Regions from separate parts of the Homo sapiens genome. Here region 1 is linked to region 2. A link is an interaction called in ENCODE POLR2A ChIA-PET data of the cell type or tissue named here. Cell type or tissue: Panc1. All regions are shown on one strand. Links, peaks and the distances in the headings refer to the core of each region. The heading gives the core; the rest is flanking DNA. Region 1 overlaps MPV17L-BMERB1 (MPV17L-BMERB1 readthrough). Region 2 overlaps MYH11 (myosin heavy chain 11).

The links. Peaks named below come from ENCODE experiments on the same cell type or tissue, not always from the same donor. Only the 100,000 strongest peaks of a DNase experiment are listed, where the experiment ranks them.
Region 1: POLR2A ChIA-PET joins it to region 2 with 11 read pairs; 2 of 35 experiments call an interaction of 5 or more read pairs at or near these places.

The regions. Positions count from the first base shown.
Region 1 is chr16:15,539,339-15,542,248 of GRCh38, reverse strand. All of the region lies in intron 2 of MPV17L-BMERB1 (MPV17L-BMERB1 readthrough), which reads right to left. The region is part of intron 2 of BMERB1 (bMERB domain containing 1); the gene reads right to left. Among named protein-coding and RNA genes, the nearest start is that of MIR6506, 70 kb to the left of the region's middle. RefSeq lists enhancers at 1-56, 2,632-2,910. In Panc1, for the core only: no CTCF peak of the experiment used is centred there; no DNase peak of the experiment used is centred there.
Region 2 is chr16:15,732,793-15,735,702 of GRCh38, reverse strand. MYH11 (myosin heavy chain 11) reads left to right here. Exons shown (of 41, transcript NM_002474.3): 26 at 125-337. Among named protein-coding and RNA genes, the nearest start is that of NDE1, 84 kb to the right of the region's middle. In Panc1, for the core only: no CTCF peak of the experiment used is centred there; a DNase peak (open chromatin) is centred at 1,662.

The DNA.
Region 1 (2,910 bases), core at 201-2,700, 190 kb after region 2:
CTACTAAAAATACAAAAATTAGCTGGGTGTGATGGCACGTGCCTGTAGTCCAAGCTACTTGGGAGGCTGAGGCAGGATAATTGCTTGAACCTGGGAGGCGGAGGTTGCAGTGAGCCGCAATCATGCCACTGCACTCCAGCCTAGGCTATAGAGTGAGACTCCGTCTCAAAAAAAAAAAAAAAAAGACAGGTGGTCGGGGGCACTGCCGGATGCAGAGGCTCATGCCTGTAATCCCAGCTACTCAGGTGGCTGAGCCAGGAGGATCACTTGAGCTCAGGAGTTTGAGACCAGCCTGCACAACATAGCAAGACTCCATCTCTACCAAAAAAAAAAAAAAAAAAAATTTAGGCCGGGTATGGTGGCTCAAGCCTGTAATCCCAGCACTTTGGGAGGCCGAGGCGGGCGGATCATGAGGTCAGGAGATCGAGACCATCCTGGCTAACATGGTGAAACCCCACCTCTACCAAAAATACAAAAAAATTAGCCAGGCATGGTGGCAGGCGCCTGTAGGCCCAGCTACTCGGGAGGCTGAGGCAGGAGAATGGCATGAACCTGGGAGGCGGAGCTTGCAGTGAGCCAAGATCGCGCCACTGCACTCCAGCCTGGGTGACAGAGCAAGACTCTGTCTCAAAAAAAAAAAAAAAAAAAATTAAAAATTAGCCAGGCATGTTGGCACCCACCTGTGTAGTCTCAGCTACTTGTGAGGCTGAAGCAGGAGGCTCACTCCTAGGAGGTCAAGGCTGTAGTGAGCTATGATCTCACCACTGCACTCCAGCCTGGGTGACAGAGTGAGACCCTGTCTCAAAAAAAAAAAAAAAAAAAAAACAATTCGGCGGGCAACTTCCAGTCCCACTCGCTGACCTGCCAGGAAGAGGAGGAGGCTGGCGACTGAATTATAAAAGCTCTTGAACAGTGAGATCCAGGGAGCCTCTAGGTTGGTGGACACACTGGTGTGCTGGGAGGGCAGTGCACCCAGAGAGGGCATCATGGAAGCTCTGCACGGCTCCCTCTCCACACCTTGCCCAATGCATCTCTCTTCCATTTGGCTATTCCTGAGTTCTGTCCTTTGTAATAAACCAGTAAACATAAGTGAAGGGCTTTCCTGAGCTCTGTGAGTCATTCCAGCAAACTATCAAACCCGAGGAGGTGGTCGTGGGAACCCCCAAGTTTGTAATTGGCCAGGCAGAAGGGTGGGTGGCTCCGGACTTGCGACTGGCATCTGAGATAGGGGCAGTCTGGTGGGATGGGGTCTTTTAACTTGCAGGACCTGATGCTAACTCCAGGACATAGTGTGATAGCTGAATTGAATTGCTTGGGCACCCAGTTGGCATCCAAGAATCAGAGACTTAGTGTAGAAAAATGGCACGTATTTGGTATCAGAAAAAACACATTTGGTGTCAGAAGTGGCGTCAGAAAACACCACACAGAGTAACAGAGAAGTCGAGCAATTTGCTCAAGACCACACAGCCGGTAAGCATCTCCGCTGGGACACAGACCCTGGCGCAGGCAAAGTCTGTGACTGTAACTGCTACGTGTGCTGCCTCTTGCTGCGCCTGACCTCCTCACACCAGCCACCAGGTGCAACATCCTTATCGCCTTGCAGGCAAGAAGGAAAAGTGTGGCTCAGGGTAGCAAAGCCAGTGTTTCCTGAACATCAGTCACTTGCACGTTACCATGGCAACAGTTGCTATGCCTCAAGCCCTCTCTATTATTATTATTATTTGAGACAGGGTCTCACTCTGTCACCCAGGCTGGAGTGCAGTGGCACAATCTCAGCTCACTGCAACCTCCACCTCTCAGGTTCAAGTGATTCTCATGCTTCAGCCTCCTGAGTAGCTTGGATTATAGGTGCATGCCACCGAGAGCCGCTAATTTTTGTATTTTTAGTAGAGACGGGGTTTTGCCATGTTAGACAGGCTGGTCTTGAACTCCTGGCCTCAAGTGATCTCCCCACCTCAGCCTCCCAAAGTGCTGGGATTACAGGCGTGTTCTCTTTTATTGTCTATTTAATACTTTTCTTTATGTTGATTCTCTTTTTTACATCACCATAAATGCAAACCTAATATTGTTCCTAAAAGACATGAAAATTATATATATTTTTTTCAGCAGGGTCTCACTCTGTCGTCCAAGTTGGAGTGCAGTGGCGTGATATCAGCTCACTGCAGCCTGGGTTCCAGCAATCCTCCCGCCTCAGCCTCCTGGGTAGCTGGGGGTACTACAGGTGCACTCCAGCACACTGGGCTAATTTTTTGTAAAGACGGAGTTTCGTCATGTTGCCCAGGCTGGACTCAAACTCCTAGGCTCAAGTGATCCTCCACTTTGGCCTTCCAAAATGCTAGGATTACAAGCATGAGCCACTAGGCCTTGCCTGAAAATAAATTCTTTTTCTTTTTCTTTTTTTTTTTTTGAGACGGAATCTTGCTCTGTCACCAGGCTGGAGTGCAGTGGTACGATCTCGGCTCACTGCAACCTCCACCTCCCGGGTTCAAGAGATTCTCCTGCCTCAGCCTTCCAAGTAGCTGGGACTACAGGTGTGCACCACCACGCCCAGCTAATTTTTGTATTTTTAGTAAAGGCTGGGTTTCCACCATGTTGGCTAGGCTGGTCTTGATCTCTTGACCTCATGATCCTCCCACCTAGGCCTCCCAAAGTGCTGAGATTATAGGCATGAGCTACCATGCCTGGCCGAAAAAAAATTCTTAATTAATGTTTTCCTAAATGCTGCCTAAAATCATCCCAGAGCGTACCCAACTTTGGGAAAAACTGGACCAACTAAGTCTGATAAAGCAGGGGTTCCCAACCCCTGAGCCACCACCAGTACAGGTCCTTGGCCTGTTAGGAGCCAGGCCGCACAGCAGGAGGTGAGTGGCGGGTGAGTGAGTGAAGCTTCATCTGCATTTACGGCCACTC
Region 2 (2,910 bases), core at 288-2,787:
TGGATAGAAGGTGTTTGATGTCTCTGCAACATAACTGTCTGGTCCCAGAAAAGTTTTTGGCCACATTGTAAGAGAGGAAACCAAGGGACCTGGGGGTTCATTCTGCTGGGTCTCTCCCTGGAAGGCTTGACGATGAAATCGCTCAGAAGAACAATGCCCTGAAGAAGATCCGGGAGCTGGAGGGCCACATCTCAGACCTCCAGGAGGACCTGGACTCAGAGCGGGCCGCCAGGAACAAGGCTGAAAAGCAGAAGCGAGACCTCGGCGAGGAGCTGGAGGCCCTAAAGACAGAGCTGGAAGACACACTGGACAGCACAGCCACTCAGCAGGAGCTCAGGTGAGGGGCCCATCAATCCCACCATCCTGCTATCCCACTGCACCAATGGGATGGGGGCAGAAGAGGGGACAAACCCAAAGCAAATCGTGCATCAGCCCCTGTGCATTTACCTTCCTGGCCGCGGTTTGCTTTAACTTATAGAAGCATGGTTGGCTGTTTCTTTTTTTTCTTTCTTTTTTTTTTTTTTTTGAGGCAGTCTGGCTTTGTTGCCTAGGCTGGAGTGCAGTTGTGCCATCTTGGCTCACTGCAACCTCCACCTCTGAGATTTAAGCGATTCTCATGCCTCAGCCTCCTGAGTAGCTGGGATTACAGGTATGTGCCACCACACCCGGCTAATTTTTTGTTTTTAGTAGAGATGGAGTTTTGCCATGTTGCCCAGGCTGGACTTGAACTCCTGGCCTCAAGTGATCCACCCACTTCCGCCTCCCAAACTGCTGGTATTACATGTGTGAGCCACTGCACCCGACCCTCATCATCTTATTTCTCATCAGAAGAGTAGTATATACCAGGGATGTACAATCTTTTGGCTTCCCTTGGCCACATTGGAAGAAAAAGATTTGTCTTGGGCCACACATAAGATACACTAACACTAATAATAGCTGATCAACTAAAAAAATTTTACAAATTGGAAAAAACATCTCATACTGTTTTAAGAAAGTTTATGACTCTGTGTCAGGCTGCATTCAAAACCATCCTCATTGGTAAGCTTGGATATACTCAGAGAACAATTTGAAAACTATAGAAAAGCAGACATAAAAAAAAATCACCTTTAGGGTCGGGCTCACGCCTATAATCTCAGCACTTTGGGAGGCCAAAGACAGGTGGATCACTTGAGGTCAGGAGTTCAAGACCAGCCTGGCCAACATGGTGAAACCCTGTCTCTACTATAAATCCAAAAATTACCTGGGCGTGGTGGCGCATGCCTGTAAATCCCAGCTACTCAGGAGGCTGAGGCAGTAGAGTCACTTGAATCTGGGAGGCAGAGGTTGCAGTGAGCTGAGATCGCACCATCGCACTCCAGCCTGGGTGACACAGTGAGTGAGACTCCATCTCAAAAAAAAACAAAAAACAAAAAAATCACCCTTAGTCACACCAGTTAACATTCTTGAGAAATTCCTTCCTGTCTGTGTGTGTATCAGTCAGTCCCCAAGCTCCAATTCCCAAGTATGTGTGTGTATCACTTTTGTGTTAAATTTTAAAAATAAAATTGATCAGATTGGTTTTCAATTGAAGATTCACTTCAAATGAACAAACAATAACAAACTGCCTGCCAGATCACGAATCCTGACTCTAGTGAAACTAGGTCATTGATTCATTCAGTAAACACATAAATGTATTTTGATGCAATCTGTGGTGTTGGCATAGCATGTATCATAGCATATAGCTATGCTAGCTGTGCCAACACCATATACCCTGGGGTTTACTTCCCCCACTTTGGGTTTTGTGCAGTGTCACATGCACATAGAGCACAGCGTTCTGCTCCCTTGCCGCTTGGCCTTTGATACAGAAGAGCCCAGTGCATGGGCCAGGTATGGTGGCTCATGCCTGTAATCCCAGCACTTTGGGAGGCTGAAGCAGACAGATCACCTGAGGTCAGGAGTTCGAGACCAGCCTGGCCAACATCATGAAAACCTGTCTCTACTAAAAAGACAAAAATTAGCCGGGCGTGGTGGTGGGCGTCGGTAATCCCAGCTACTTGGGAGACTGAGGCAGGAGAATCCCTTGAACCTGGGAGGCAGAGGTTGCAGTGAGCTGACATCATTCCACTGTACTCCAGTCTGGACGACGGAGCAAGACTCGATAAGAAAAACAAACAAACAAAACAAAAAACCAGGCTGAGTGCGGTGGCTCACACCTGTAATCCCAGCACTTTGGGAGGCTGAGGCGGGTGGATCACCTGAGGTCAGGAGTTCGAAACCAGCCTGACCAACATGTTGAAACCCCATCTCTACTAAAAATATAAAATTAGCCGGGCGTGGTGGTGGGCACCTGTAATCCCAGCTACTTAGGAGGCCGAGGCAGGAGAATCGCTTGAACCCGGGAGGTGGAGGTTGCAGGGGGCCAAGATTGCGCTGTCGCACTCCAGCCTGGGCAACAGGAGTGAAACTCCATCTCAAAAACAAACAAACAAAACCATGGACTCAAGGTCAAGGTTTAGCTTCTAATTCTGGCTCCATCACACAATGGCTGTGACACCATGGGTAAAACTGCTTACCCTCTCTTAGCCTTAGTTTCCTCATTTGTAAAATGGAAATAATAACACACCTGCCTCTTTGGGTTGCTCTGAGGATTAGATGATGTATATAAAAAACTTAGCTCAGGGCCTGGCATATAGTAACTGCTCATTAAATAAGAGCCAACATTAATATTTAAGCAAAATTTTGCAGTTCACAGACATCCTTTCAATTCTATTACTTTGTGTATTTGTTTGCCAGTCATTACAGATGTCCTAGGCAGGTGATATGCTCCACATTTTGCAGCTGAGGAAATTTTAGGTCCAGAGATGTTAGGTGAATGACCCAAGGTCACACAGCTAGAGAGGGGTGGTGATGAGGACTGCAGCTCTGGGTCCT